Linked DNA regions of Homo sapiens: all the other regions are linked to region 1. Evidence: chromatin contacts called from ENCODE Hi-C data. All regions are on one chromosome and are shown on one strand. Each heading gives the region's core, a stretch centred on a gene start or an enhancer-like site at or near the end of the contact. The rest is flanking DNA. Distances are from core to core; before and after follow the strand shown. Region 1 has its middle 8.1 kb from the start of SLC22A8. Region 2 holds the start of UBXN1 (UBX domain protein 1). Region 3 holds the start of TTC9C (tetratricopeptide repeat domain 9C).

Evidence for each region. Hi-C counts contacts between places; a loop is a spot of excess contacts on that map. Pooled maps may share reads with other maps.
Region 2: a loop to region 1 is called in a map of naive thymus-derived CD4-positive, alpha-beta T cell, with 31 times the contacts of the local background. The contact joins the promoter of UBXN1 here to the enhancer-like site in region 1. A Hi-C loop is called at or near these places in 2 of 168 maps with a recorded cell type or tissue (CD4-positive, alpha-beta memory T cell and naive thymus-derived CD4-positive, alpha-beta T cell) and 7 of 50 pooled maps.
Region 3: a map of A673 shows a loop between it and region 1 (8-fold over the local background). The contact joins the promoter of TTC9C here to the enhancer-like site in region 1. A Hi-C loop is called at or near these places in 3 of 168 maps with a recorded cell type or tissue (A673, CD4-positive, alpha-beta T cell and OCI-LY7) and 10 of 50 pooled maps.

Annotation. Positions count from the first base shown.
Region 1 is chr11:63,021,470-63,026,363 of GRCh38, reverse strand. No RefSeq gene overlaps it. Among named protein-coding and RNA genes, the nearest start is that of SLC22A8, 8.1 kb to the right of the region's middle. Within about 2 kb of position 3,008, at least 3 of the 41 ENCODE cell types and tissues checked have a DNase peak (open chromatin) inside an H3K27ac peak, as active enhancers do.
Region 2 is chr11:62,676,876-62,681,769 of GRCh38, reverse strand. It overlaps UBXN1 (UBX domain protein 1), which reads left to right and starts at 2,697. Exons shown (of 9, transcript NM_001286077.2): 1 at 2,697-2,905; 2 at 3,027-3,080; 3 at 3,169-3,275; 4 at 3,362-3,431; 5 at 3,652-3,843; 6 at 3,938-3,989; 7 at 4,136-4,252; 8 at 4,765-4,894. The coding sequence starts at 2,847. RefSeq lists an enhancer at 2,609-2,938.
Region 3 is chr11:62,727,236-62,732,129 of GRCh38, reverse strand. It overlaps TTC9C (tetratricopeptide repeat domain 9C), which reads right to left and starts at 3,644. Exons shown (of 3, transcript NM_173810.4): 1 at 3,044-3,644. The coding sequence starts at 3,281. HNRNPUL2 (heterogeneous nuclear ribonucleoprotein U like 2) reads left to right here and starts at 4,673. Exons shown (of 14, transcript NM_001079559.3): 1 at 4,673-4,894. HNRNPUL2-BSCL2 (HNRNPUL2-BSCL2 readthrough (NMD candidate)) reads left to right here and starts at 4,746. Exons shown (of 24, transcript NR_037946.1): 1 at 4,746-4,894. RefSeq lists enhancers at 3,263-3,372, 3,763-3,962, 4,213-4,262 and silencers at 4,523-4,682, 4,853-4,894.

The sequences.
Region 1 (4,894 bases), core at 1,759-4,258:
ACATCTCCTAAAAGAATCAGACTTTTAATGTCTAAAATTGAAATTGATCTAATACCTGAAAAAAATGGGTAAACTATACTTAGCTGAAACATTTTCAAGGAGGGGTGCTATGGTTTGAATGTCCCCTCCAAAACTCATGTTGAAATTTAATTGCTATTGTGATGGTATTAATAGCTGGGGGCCCGGCACAGTGGCTCACACCTGTAATCCCTGCACTTTGGGAGGCCAAGGCGGGTGGATCACCTGAGGTCAGGAGTTCAAGACAAGCCTGGCCAACATGGTGAAACCCCATCTCTACTAAAAATACAACAATTAGCTGAGTCTGGTGGCATGCGCCTGTAATCCCAGCTACTTGAGAGGCTGAGGCAGGAGAATCGCTTGAACCTGGGAGGTGGAGGTTGCAGTGAGCCAAGATCGTGCCACTGCACTCCAGCCTGGGAGATGACAGTGAAACTCCGTCTGGAAAAAAAAAAAAAAAAAACAGGTGGGAACTTGAAGATATGATTAGGTCATGAGGGCTCTGCCCTCATCAGTGGGTTAATGCTGTTATCAGAGGAGTGGGTTAGTTATCCCGGAAGCAGGCTCCTGGTAAAAGGATAAGTTCAACCCCCAGTTCTGTCTGTGTCTCACACTCTCTCACCCTCTCTCACCATGTGATGCCTGCCACTATGTTATGATGCAGCACTAAGGCCATCACTAGATGCAGTACCATGCTCTTGGACTTCCCACCCTCCAGAACCATGAGCCAAATGAATCTCTTTTTTTATTTTTTTTAAATTACCCAGTCTGTGGTATTCTGTTATAGGCAACAGAAAATGGACAAAGACAATGTGGGGAGAGAGAAGCAACAGAGCAAGTGCAAGGATGGAGGCAGAAGAAAAATAAAAACTATACCCTACTTTGCACTCTACAAAATCCAGCCCATAAAATGACCCAGTTTCACAGAGATAAGACAATTTCAGATCATGACAGGTGCTATGAAGAAAATCAAACAAGACAGAGGTGATAAGAGTATGGCTAGAAGGTAAGGCAACATTGGAGTGGCTGGTAAGAAATGAAATCCCCAGAAAAAGAAGGTGACATTTGAGATGAGACCTTGATGACAAGGATGACCTGGCAATGTAAGACAATCAGGAGAACAGCATTCAAGTCAGGGTAACCAATGAGGCCAAAGGCCTGGAGGCAAAAGGAGCATGGAGTAATATCTTGGTGAGGGAGAGGTGGCAGAAAGTACTGAGGCAGGAGAGGTGATCACAGACCAGATCCTGTTGGTCAAAAAGAGGAGTGTGGGGAGAATTTTAAGCAGGAGCGTGACTGATCTAACCTAGTTTTCTAGATGTTATGGCTGCTTAGTAGAAAAAGACTTGTTGGGAAGGGCCAAAGTGAAGCCAGGAGACCATCAAGGAGGCAGTTTGCAATCCTCCAGGTGAGAAAGTATGGTGGCTTGGACCAGGGTGGTAGCAGTGAGGTAAGCAGTATTGCTCTCCCCACTTTACAGATGAGGAAGCAGAGGCCCAGAGAAGCTAAGTGACTTGATGAAGCTCATGCAGCCCTTAGGTAGCAAGATGCTTAAAATGGTAAATTTTGTGTTATGAATATTGTATTACTTTTTATTGTAATGAAATATATACAACACAAAATTTACCATTTTAACAATTTTTAAGGGTACAATAAGTGGCATTAAGTATATTCACGATGTTGTGTGACCATGACTATTATCCATTTCCAGAAATTTTTCATTATCTCGAATAGAAACTCAGTACCCATTAAACCATAACTCCCCTTTTCCCCCTCTGTGAGCCCCTGGTAACTTCTGTTCTACTTTGTGTCTCTGAATCTACCTGTTCTATATACCTCCTATAAATGGAATCATAAAATATTTGTCCTTCTGTGCCAACTTATTTTCACTTAATGTTTTTGAGACTCATCCAGTTGTCATCGTTTCCTTCCATTTTAAGACTGAATAATATTCCATTGTATGTTATACCACATTATGCTTATCCATTCATCTGTTGATGGAGGGCCGGGACTTTTACCAAGATGTCTGATTCCAACGCTATTCTGGTTGGCTCTGTTGAGCCCTGTGCAGTACCCGCTATAGCCACCAGAGGGAGCAGAGGGAACACCAGGCGGGCGCACTGCAGGCACCGGGCGGTTTCTGGGAAGAAGAGGAACAGATGCAGCCTTTTGCACACAAAATCTTACACGCAGAAACCATGCAAATAGAGGGAAGCTGGCCGCCAGGAAAGCACCCAGACTATAGAATCGGCCACAAGTGGAAGAAAGGAGAAGGAAGGGTTAGGGCTGGAAGGAGCTGCCCCTGTGATCCTGGTCCAACCCCTAAAATGGAAACAGAGGCCTCTGGCCACCCACAGTTTCCCTGACAGCTGTCCTCAGCGTGAACAACCTCCGTGCTGAAGAGCTCAGGAGGGAGGCGGAGGGGGGCCGGTCCAGTAAGGCTCGGGTTCCCATTTCTGCCCTTCTCCAGCAGCGGCGTGACCTCCAACCTGTGGCTTGCACATTTTACGGATGAGGAAACTGGGACTTGGAGCTGTTGATTGTCCAGAGCAAGTGGAAGAGGCAAGATCTGAATGCCACCACGTGCCTTGTGATTCTCTTCTCCAAGCTCAGCGCCCTGGTTTCTTCAGCCGCATCTCATGATATGTGGTCTTTAGGACTCTTCCCCACCTCATCTGGTTGGCCAGCCTCCCTACAGGCGAAACGTACAAGGGTCTGTGGCTCTTGAGGCTGGTCTGACCACCGTGGCCTCCCTCTTCTGAGCACCCAGCCTCTAATAATGCTACCCAAGTTTGCCCTGGCTGGTTTTGGCAGCCACCTCATGTTGACTGAATTTCTGTCAGTTTCAATCCCTCGGCTTTTCTCACATGTGCTGTTGCTAAGCCATTTCTCCCCCACTGCATCCTTGTGCAGCTGGGTCTTTGGATGCGAGTCCAGGAACTGACATTTATCCCTGTCAAATTCATCTTGTTCATTCATCTGACAAACATTTGTTCAGTGCCCACGCCATACCAGGCACCAGGAATACAGGAACGAAAGACAAGGCTCCTGGCCTAAGGAGCTCACATTGGTATTCATCACAGCCGTAGCCACTAGTGAGTGAGGGGCTACTGTGTGCCAGGCATACAGCCTCTGCTGGGTGCTCTATGTAGGCTGTCTTCTTAACCCTTACAGCACTGCAGTGTCGGTGGCATTGTCCCCATTTTGCAGATGGGAAAACCAGGGCTCAAAAACTTTATGAGACTTGTCTGAAATTACATTGCCAGAAGGAAGCAGGCCCAGTATTCAACCTTCCAACTGCTTTGGATCTTGATTCTGTTCTCCTACTTAGACACCTTGTATCCCAGCTTTGGGTTCTCTGAAAACCTGATAAACTTTACTTCTCTGAATTTCATCAACAGCACTGATGAAGCTAAGATGAGATCAGAGCTCTGGGGTGGGCCACCAGTGCCCCCCTGCCCAAGATAAACAGCCATCTATGATTCTGAACACTGTTGGGTTGGCAGATACGAATGCACGCAACAGTGAACTCCTGCCCTCACCCCCAGCACCAGGTTCCCTCCCCTGACAAGCAGCTATGTATACGGTTGCTGTCATTTTTATCATCAGACTGGTCCCTGCTGCCGAGTCCTCTACATGCAGGAGCTCAGCTGTGACTGGCCCTTGCCTTCATCATGATAAAGTTTCATCTGCCAATCCCCCTCCCGAGGAGGGACATGCAAGTCCAAGGACAAGGTTGGTGGGGGAGGGGAGCAGTTGAGGGGATTTCACAGGCTCTGAGTATCTTCCCTTGCATCTGTGACTTCTGTCCCATGCCGTCTGCTCCTGGAAGCTCAGCCCATCTTTATCATTAAGCTCTTCTGCCATGCTGAGGGAGACCAACTGCAGAGCAGGCCTGTGCAAGGGCTGTGGGCAGGAAATAAGGCAGGCAGAATACATGCACTACTTGGGGGTAGGTATAAAATGGGCTCCGAGCTCCCAGCCAGGACCCAGGGGACACCATGCTTCATGACAGAATTTGGGGTTACCACCTCACAGGACGACGTGCACTCCCCTCCTCACACCCCTATGAGCTTGCAACAGTTATCATTCTGCCCATTTTTGCAGGCGAGAAAACAGGCCCAGCAAGTGTGGTCTGGGACAGAGCACTACCTCTGCTAAGAATGTTTCCTGAAAACAGATCTGGGATTTCCAGGGCCCCAAAGGACAGCAGAAAGCAGGGCCCTGCCATGGACACACCAGTGGAGATAAAAGGACTACCGATGATGGCGGTGACTCCAGAGTTTTAAAGACCCTTTGGACATTGTTGAAAACCTCTAGTCTAGCTTTTTGTGCCTGAAGAGCATCTGGGGAATATAAACTCACAAACTCCTGCCAAGGGTTCAGAGAGCAGCCAATACATCCTTCAGGAAGGCCCTGCCTTTGTGGCCTTATAGTTGAGTGGGGAGAAGGCAGATAGATAATAAGCAAGTGTATCATTTCAGACAGTGATGAGTGCTATAAAGAGTGTACGGTTGGTATAGAGAAAGCTGCTCTAGCTAGCATGGTCCAGGAAAGCCTCTCGGAGGAGGTGTGATTTGAGGAGCCAAGAAAGACCCAGCCTTGGAAACAATGAGAAAAGAGATGCTGAGTGGGAACGAGGCTCTCCACCCAAAGCATGGATGGCATAACAGGGAGGAGACCTCACAGCTCAGATAGGAGATCCCAATTGGGAAGTGGTGGTAAGGTGTCCCAGGGAGCCTGACACCTGTCCCCTCCATTCTTCCTTCATTCTCCAAAGCAATGCTCTGAGTCTTCTCCATTTCCTCCCATCTTCAAAATCCATTTCTGCACAAGGCCTAGCCCAGAGCAGGTGCTGGATGTTTGCTCGGTGAAT
Region 2 (4,894 bases), core at 1,448-3,947, 340 kb after region 1:
CTGGCCTTGAGTCTGTTTTTTTGTGACTAAAAATAGCTTCTACATCATAGGGATTGTTGTGATGATTAAATATGGATTAATCATACAAAATTCTCTAGCAGGCCGGGCACGGTGGCTCACGCCTGTAATCCCAGCACTTTGGGAGGCCGAGGCAGGTGGATCACCTGAGGTAACAAGTTCGAGATTAGCTTGGCCAACATGATGAAACCCCTTCTCTACTAAAAAATACAAAAATTAGCCCGATGTGGTGGCGGGTGCTTGTAATCCCAGCTACTCGGGAGGCTGAGGCATGAGAACAGCTTGAGCTTGGGAGGCAAAGGTTGCAGTGAGCCAAGATCCCACCACTGCACTCTAGCCTGGCAACAAAGTGAGACCCTGTCTCTCTCACACACACACACACACACACACACACACACACACACACACACACAAGTCTCTAGTGCATATATTATCAATATCAGTAACTGTTATTGTCATTATTACTCTACCTTCTAATAAACATTTAAAGTGAGCTTCACTTTCAGGAATCTAACAGCCCGGGTAGTGGTGGAGCACAAAGTAATCAACAGTGACTCACAGCAGTGGGGATAAATGCTTAATGGGTTAAATACTGTAGCTGGAAGGCAGACAGCAGTGGTCAAAGCAGGCTTTTCTTAGAAGGCAAATCCTGAATCCTGAAAAACTCCTGGGAGTTAGTTTACTAAGTGAAGAGACAGGACATCCTAGGCGGAGACTGGTTGGTGCACAGGCCAAGAGGAGGGTGAAGTCTGGTTTGCAATATGCACAGCTTACCCTCAAGTGGTGGGTGATGAAACTGCACAATAACTACCAGCATTTACATACTCTGCCTTGCCAGGCACCAAAGTAGGTGCTATTGTGATCTCCACTTGAGAGGGGGTTCTAACCCCCCTCCCCGCAAAAAAAGCCAAGGTGGGCGCAGAAGGAAGTCAGACCACTAGCATTTAAGTTGTCCCAGATGGCCGAGTATGTAGCTCACGCCTTTAATCTTAGCACTTTGGGAGGGCGAGGCAGGTGGATCACTTGAGCTCAGGGGTTGGAGACCAGCCTGGCCAATATGGCGAAACCCCGTCTCTACAAAAAATAGAAAAATTAGGCCGGGCGCGGTGGCTCACACCTGTAATCCCAGCACTCTGGGAGGCCAAGGTGGGTGGATCATGAGGTCAGGAGTTCAAGACCAGCCTGGTGAAGATGGTGAAACCCCGTCACTACTAAAACTACAAAAATTAGCCAGGCGCGGTGGCAGCCACCTATAATCCCAGCTACTCGGGCAGGAGAATCGCTTAAACCCGGGGCAGGCAGAGGTTGCAGTGAGCTGAGATTGTGCCACTGCACTCCAGCCTGGGTTACAGAGTGAGATTTTGTCTAAAAAAAAAAAAAAAAAAAAAAAAAAAAGGAGAGAGAGAGAGAAAAGAAAAAGAAAAATTAGCCGGGTGTGGTGGCATGTGCCTGTAGTCCCAGCTACTTGGGAGGCTGAAGTGGGAGGATCGCTTGAGCCCAGGAGGCTGAGGTTGCAGTATGTCAAGATTGCACCACTGCACTCCAGCCTGGGCGACAGAGCCAGATCCTGTCTCAAAAACAAAAATAGCTGGGTGTGGTGGCTCACGCCTGTAATCCCAGCACTTTGGGAGGCCGAGGTGGGTGAATCACCTAAGGTCAGGAGTTCGAGAACAGCCTGACCAATATGGAGAAACCTCATCTCTACTAAAAATACAAAAATGGCTAGGCTCGTTGGCTCACGCTTGTAATCCCAGCACTTTGGGAGGCCGAGGCAGGTGGATCATATGAGGTCAGGAGTTCAAGACCAGCCTGACCAACATGATGAAACCCTGTCTCTACTAAATATACAAAAATTAGCCGGGCATGGTGGCGTGGGACTGTAATCCCAGCTACTCAGGAGGCTGTGGCAGGAGAATCGCATGCACCCAGGAGGCGGAGGTTGCAGTGAGCCGAGACCGCGCCACTGCACTCCAGCCTGGGCGACAGAGCGAGACTCCCTCTTAAAAAAAAAAAAAAAAAAAAAAAAAGCTGGGCATGGTGGTGGGCGCCTGTTATCTCAGCTATCCGGGAGGCTGAGGCAGGAGAAATGCTTGACCCGGGAAGCGGAGGCTGCAGTGAGCAGAGATCGCGCCACTGCACTATTGCACTCCAGTCTGGGCAACAAGAGTGAAACTCCATCTCAAAAATAAAAAATAAAAAAAAAAGTAAGTTGTCCTAGATGGTGGAAGTGTCACGGATTTTTAAGCAGGGAGGTGAAGACAGGACTACATGATTGTGTTTTGCAAAAATCCCTTTGGCAGTCAGGCAGAGGATGGCTCAATTCCCTAAGGAGAATGAGTGGGCCAAAGAGCAAGACATTTCTTCTGCTCCTGGCAAACATTGCCAAAGAACTTCCCAAAGCATTGCGCTAAGGGACCATATTCCTTCTAATTTCTAAGGAGGGTGAGGCAGGATGAAGTTCCGGGAACTGGCTTCATTCCGCCCACGGGTTTCAGAGCCGCACCAGCTTTCTTCCCCACAGCAGCCTGGCGCCTTGGCTTGGTGGGTTGCCTCCCTGTTCCCACCCACGGAAAGTCCTGGCAGCAGGGCCAGAAGTTTTATGGTTCTCAGCGGCACCCGTCGACATCCGCCCCCACGTGACCCAAACAGATCCGGCACTTCCGCTTCCCCTCGGCTTTCTTCTCGTCGGTGTTCCCGGCTGCTATAGAGCCGGGTGAGAGAGCGAGCGCCCGTCGGCGGGTGTCGAGGGCGGGTTGCCTCGCGCTGACCCTTCCCGCCCTCCTTCTCGTCACACACCAGGTCCCCGCGGAAGCCGCGGTGTCGGCGCCATGGCGGAGCTGACGGCTCTTGAGAGTCTCATCGAGATGGGCTTCCCCAGGGGACGCGCGTAAGGGAGTTCCCCAACCCCGGCCTGCGGGTGTGGGGGGTCGCGGACCTGTCTCGGCCTTTGCCCCAGCCTGACCGTCACCATGGCTCGTGGGCGCTATTCATGGTGTTTCTGCCCCCAGGGAGAAGGCTCTGGCCCTCACAGGGAACCAGGGCATCGAGGCTGCGATGGACTGGTAAGCGCTCGTCCCGGGTGGCGGAGAATTGGGGGCTGGCGGGAGGGGCAGCCTCAAAGCTAACCTCCCCGCCCACTTTCCCTGCCAGGCTGATGGAGCACGAAGACGACCCCGATGTGGACGAGCCTTTAGAGACTCCCCTTGGACATATCCTGGGACGGGAGCCCACTTCCTCAGAGCAAGGCGGCCTTGAAGGTCCTGACTGAGGGTCCACGGTGTGATTATTCAGGAGGGTCCGAGGAGAATCTGAAGGGATAATAATACCGATTGTTTGTTTGTAGGATCTGGTTCTGCTGCCGGAGAAGGCAAACCCGCTTTGAGTGAAGAGGAAAGACAGGAACAAACTAAGAGGTACAGTAACAACAATCTCACGTGTCTGAGGGTCGTCTTCCATCTCTCCCCAGTACACGTCTGGTCAAAGAACCTTGACCTTTCCACATTTCCTCTTTCTTGGCATTTTCTTTTCCTTTAATCTACTTTGGGATATATGTCGCCTAATTTTGTTTATTGTAAACTTTACACCTTCCCACTCTGTCCATTTCTCTTGAACTGTTTTCCCTCGGCAACACAGGATGTTGGAGCTGGTGGCCCAGAAGCAGCGGGAGCGTGAAGAAAGAGAGGAACGGGAGGCATTGGAACGGGAACGGCAGCGCAGGAGACAAGGGCAAGAGTTGTCAGCAGCACGACAGCGGCTACAGGAAGATGAGATGCGCCGGGCTGCTGAGGAGAGGCGGAGGGAAAAGGCCGAGGAGTTAGCAGCCAGGTCTGGGCAGGGGAAATGATGGATAGCAGATGAGAAAGAAATCAAGATTTGCTTTGTTGATGTCTGACCTAATTTCTTCTTGTCTACATTTCAGACAAAGAGTTAGAGAAAAGATCGAGAGGGACAAAGCAGAGAGAGCCAAGAAGGTAGGTGACTGAGAAGACGCCACGGGTAATGGAGTGGGCAGGTTAGTAAATCTTTTCCAGCTTCAGAGGGAAAGCATGGGCTTATATGATCTGTTTCACCTGAGGATGGGTGAGTACCTGATTGACTGTTTTACTTTGCCCTTTAGTATGGTGGCAGTGTGGGCTCTCAGCCACCCCCAGTGGCACCAGAGCCAGGTCCTGTTCCCTCTTCTCCCAGCCAGGAGCCTCCCACCAAGCGGGAGTATGACCAGTGTCGCATACAGGTACTGATTCTAATTCTTATCTTCCTCTTGGGACCCCTTTGTTCCGTGTTAAGGTGCCCAGCTCAGAGCTTTTTTCAGTTAACGTGCCCTTTGCCAAATCTCTCCCTTCTTTGTAAATGACTTTTGAAATCCTATCTCTACTCTTGGGAAAGGTATCAAATTTCACCTGCCCCAGTTGTATTTAAACCCATACCTCTCTCTTACTCAGCAGTTACCCTTTTACTTGTTCATGTTTTTATTTGGTTTATTATGTAGCTATCTGGTGATGTGGTATTTATCCAGATTCTTTTGTATAATCTTATCCTTGTCTTTCTTAGGTTGTGAGGGAGCTGGGAGTCTCTCATCCGCACTTAGTAAAGCGGAGCCTAAGTGGCTGTTCATTTGGTGCTTTAAATAGTAGTTGTGCTGGTTCAATCTAAGAAGAAGGGGGCCCAGCTTTAGCTCTTTTCCTTACTTGGGCACCTCATTCAGTTTTGATGCCCACAATACTGAGTATCTCCCTTGCCCTTTAGGTCAGGCTGCCAGATGGGACCTCACTGACCCAGACGTTCCGGGCCCGGGAACAGCTGGCAGCTGTGAGGCTCTATGTGGAGCTCCACCGTGGGGAGGAACTAGGTGGGGGCCAGGACCCTGTGCAATTGC
Region 3 (4,894 bases), core at 2,395-4,894, 290 kb after region 1:
CAGCTACTCGGGAGACTGAGGCAGGGGAATGGTGTGAACCCAGGAGGCAGAGCTTGCAGTGAGCCAGAATTGCGCCACTGACGCCAGCCTGGGCGACAGAGTGAGACTTGGTCTCAAAAAAAAAAAAAAAAAAAAAAAAAGTGCTGACCAGGCGCGGTGGCTCACACCTGTAATCCCAGCACTTTGGGAGGCCAAGGCGGGAGGATCACTAGGTCAGGAGATGGAGACCATCCTGGCTAACAAGGTGAGACCCCGTCTCTACTAAAAATACAAAAAAAAAATTAGCTGGGCGTGGTGGTGGGCGCCTGTAGTCCCAGCTATTCGGGAGGTTGGGGCAGAACGGCATGAACCTGGGAGGCAGAGCTTGCGGTGAGATCACGCCACTGCACTCCAGCCTGGGCGACAGAGCAAGACTCTGTCTCAAAAAAAAAAAAAGTGCTTTAAGAAAAATAAAACTATGTCGGGACAGAGAATGAATGAAGTCAGAGTGCTGTTTGCTTCTGGAAGGCTTTTTGGTGGGAGGAATCGGGGGACAGAGTCTTACTTGCTCTGTCACCCAGGCTGGAGGGCAGTGGCCCAATCTTGGCTCACTGCAGCCCCGGCCTCCCATGCTCAAGACATTGGCCCACCTCAGTTTCCAGAATAGCTGGGACTACCGGCAAGCACAACCATGCCTGGCTAATTTTTGTATTTTTTGTAGAGACCGGGTTGCGCCACATTTCCCAGGCTGGTCTTGAACTCCTCGGCCTACCAAGGTGTTGGGATTACAGTTGTGAGCCACTGCACCAGCTACAGAAGGCTTCTCTAAGGAAGCAACTTTTGAGTCCAAATCTGGATAAGTGTCATTCAAGGGACAGGGCATTCTAGCTGGAAAGACAGCCTACAAAAGTGTGAAGGTGGAAATGTACTTTGGACATTAAGTGTATAAAAGGGCCAGTTTGGGAAGGGCATGGTGGCTCACACCCATAATCCCAGCACTTTGGGAGGCCGAGGTGGGTGGCTCACCTGAGGTCAGGAGCTCGAGACCAGCCTGGCCAACATGGCAAAACCCCGTCTCTACTAAAAATACCAAAATTAGCCAGGCATGGTGGCAGGTGCCTGTGATCCCAGCTACTTGGAAGGCTGAGGCAGGAGAATCGCTTGAACCTGGAAGGCAAAGGTTGCAGTGAGCTGAGATCACGCCACTGCACTCCAGCCTGAGCAACAGAGTGAGACACCGTCTCAAAAAAAAAAATAAATAAATAAAATAAAAAATAAGGCCAGGCGTGGTGGCTCAAGCCTGTAATCCCAGCACTTTGGGAGGCCGAGGTGGGCGGATCACCTGAGGCTGGGAGTTTGAGACCAGTCTGACCAACATGAAGAAATCCCATCTCTACTAAAAATACAAAATTAGCAGGGCATGGTGCCACATGCCTCTAATCCCAGCTACTTGGGAGGCTGAGGAAGGAGAATTGCTTGAACCCGGGAGGCGGAGGTTGCAGTGAGCCAAGATCGTGCCATTGCACTCCAGCCTGGGCAACAAGAGCAAAATTCAGTCTCAAAAAAAATAAAAGAGCTAGTTGGTGCTGGGGCCTCGAGGTGAGTTTGGATTTTCTTCTAAGTGTGATGAGATGCCAATGGGGTGTTTCAGGCAGTGACAGGATCTGATTTCCTTATCTGTAAAATGGTGATAATCCTTGCAGTTTTGTGAAGATGGCAGATATCTGTAAATGACTGCCCAACATGTTATAGGCACTCAATAAATAAAAATTACTGGGCCGGGTGCAGTGGCTCATGCCTGTAATCCCAGCACTTTGCGAGGCCGAGGCGGGCGAATCACCTGAGGTCAGGAATCCAGACTAGCCTGGCTAACATGGTGAAACCCCGTTTCTACTAAAAATACAAAAAATTAGCCAGGCGTGGTGGCACGCGCCTGTATCCCAGCTATTCCAGAGGCTCAGGCAGGAGAATCGCCTGAACCCGGGAGGAGGAGGTTGCAGTGAGCCGAGATCGTGCCATTGCACCCCAGCTTGGGCAACAAGAGCGAAGCTCTTCTCAAAAAAAGAAAAAGGAAAAGAAAAATGAGGAAAAGCTATACGACCCACTGAATATAAGGGATCTAAACTAGCAGCTAAAGAAATGAACGTGTTTCACAAATATTAAATGTCCCTTAAATAAACAATGGCCTGACCTTAAGTATAGTTTTTCCCTATAGCATGCAAAATTACCTAAAGCTATCAACAATACCCAGAAGGCTGTTAGAAATGCAAACTGGGGCTGGGTGCGGTGGCTCACGCATGTAATCCCAGCACCTTGGAAGGTAGAGGCGCGTGGATTACCTGAGGTCAGTAGTTCAAGACCAGCCTGACCAATATTATGAAACCCCGTCTCTACTAAAAATACAAAAATTAGCTGGGCATGGTGGCGCATGCCTGTAATCCCAGCTACTCAGGAAGCTGAGGCAGGAGAATCGCTTGAACTCGGGAGGCAGAGGTTGCGGTGAGCCGAAATCACGCCACTGCACTCCAACCTGGGCAACAAGAGCGAAACTCCGTCTCAAAAAAAAAAAAAAAAAAAAAAATTAGCTGGGCGTGGTGGCTGGCGGGCGCCTGTAATCCCGGCTACTGGGCAGGCTAAGACAGGAGAATTGCTTGAACCCGGGACGGGGAGGCTGCAGTGAGCCCAGACCGCGCCAGTGCACTCCAGCCTGGGAGACAGAGCGAGACTCCATCTCAAAAAAAAATAAAATAAAATAAAATAAAATAAAATAAAATAAAAAAATAAAGAAATGCAAACTGATAGGCCCCACGTCAGACCCATCCGAATCTCTGGGGATGGGGCCGAGGAGGTTGTGTTTTAACAGACTCTCCAGGTGAAGTCTGAGAAGCCCTGCTCTATGGCAACTTAATTACAGCCGCACAGATTGACAGGTTATTCCAATTCATGGCAGAATAAATGGATGACAGTAAAAAAAAAAAAAAGTCAGCGTTTTTTCCCCCAATGTTCACAGATGTTCATGTTCCTGTCTTAATGCTCTCTAGCCACCCTTTAGCCCCGTTCTTACCAGCTAGATTGTTATAGCAGTCTGTCTGGGTGGTATGCAATATGTTTTCTTGTTCAGGCGTGAGGGCCGGGCCCTGAGGTCCGAGATTAGGTAACGGAGAGGGCAGACTCGGATCCAGACCCCGCAGCTGAAGCAGAGCTCGATGGTACCTACTCACAGCATCTCGGTACTTCCCTTCCCGGTAGCGCTGGTTCCCTTCCTCCTTGTACAGCTGAGCCTCCTGCAGACGCTTCTCCATAACTGTCGCCCACGGTTCTTGCGGAACTGGGAAGTGAAGGAGCAAGTGAAGCTCTGGGGTTGGGAGCAAAATAACTGACAGTAGCAGCCAATTTAAGGAGGCAGGAAATTACCCTTCTTCCTGGAGAGTCCCCCCACAGGGACCTGCGGTTTGCTTGTTTCTACTGAAAGCCCCACCTCTCCTTTCTGCAGTCTTTTTCTCAAGAAGTGCAGGCAAGTAGTAAGGAAAGGGATGTGGGAATAATGAAGCCCAACATTAAGTGACTTCCTAAAGAGGCGATGTGGGGGTGGATGAGACTTTCCGAAGAACTCAAGCAAGGCCCTACTCAGGAATTGTTGCGGGCGTGAGAACGCCTGGGACACTGGCTTCCGCCTTTCTATTGGACCCGCCCCCCCCCGACCTGGAAGTAGAAGGGAGTGGGCGGGACTAGTGCTAAAACTCCAGAGGGCTTCAAGCAATTCTAACTCTTCTTCCTTATTCAACATTTATTTGTTGACGTCAATAAATAAACTGGGAAGCCGAGGTGAACCACCAGCGACACTGAGGTGTCCACATAAGCGTCACAGCTGCAAGCCCACCCGGCGCCGTGACCAGTTCCTCGCCCTCTGCAGATGCCCAAACCTGGAAGTCTCCTGGGCTTCGGTTTACCAGCAGGAGCAAGGAGAGGAAAGGGTCAGAGATGCGTACAGTTTGGTATCTTGAGGGTCGCGCGCATTGCGCCACACCACCCAATCAGAAGAGGCTCCGGAAAAATAATCCCGCAGAAACGACCCCGCCTCCTCAGCGGACCAACCTGGGAAAAAAAAAAAAAAAAAATTCCCCTGGCAGCTTCGCCAATTGGAAAAATCCGGACGATCACGGATGACCAATCGGAACGGCAAATGACGATTCAAGTTGTCCAATAAGAGAAAAAGGGCGGGTTCAAGGGCCTCTGTTGCTGGGTAGAAGTTGAGGCGTTGAGGAAAAAGGAGGGCCCGGATTACAGTATTTCTTCGTTCTGGGGAGCCCTTTTGCTTCCTAGCCAGAAAAACAATTGCTACTAGGCTTACATGTTGCAACACATTCTCTAATGACTTTTTTTTTGTCGTTACTGCTGCAAGCACAGACAGTAGGGAAAAGAGGCTAGCGACCCCTAAAACGCCACAGCAAATGGAAGTCAGACGGAAGTAAGGGTGGTGGGAGGGGCATGGCATCGGGGAGCTCCGGGCGGCTGCGCAGAACTCCCCGGCTGGAAGTACTGAAAGACCGGCGCGCACACGCTTCCGTGCTACGAGGCACTTGAGCTGCAGCCAGCCTTGCCCGTCTTGGACTCCACTGCGGCTGCGCGATAAAAGCACCGGCGGCGATTGGCCCGGGGGCGCCAGAGGGCGGGAGGAAGCGGGAGGAACTCCGTCGTCCTCCGCGCGCGCCTGCCCGCGGCTGGGGAACCAAGGGCCTGGAGGGGAAACAGCTCCCTGCTGCGTTGTTTTGGGCTCCGTGAGCCGAAAGGGGGAGGGGAGACGAAGGAGAAGCAAACACTGCGCAGCGGGACCGTGCGCGGCCTCCGCTCCTGCGTGCGTGCGCTCGCTCGCGCGGGCTCAGTGCTGGCGCGTGAGGCGGAGGCGGGCGGCGGC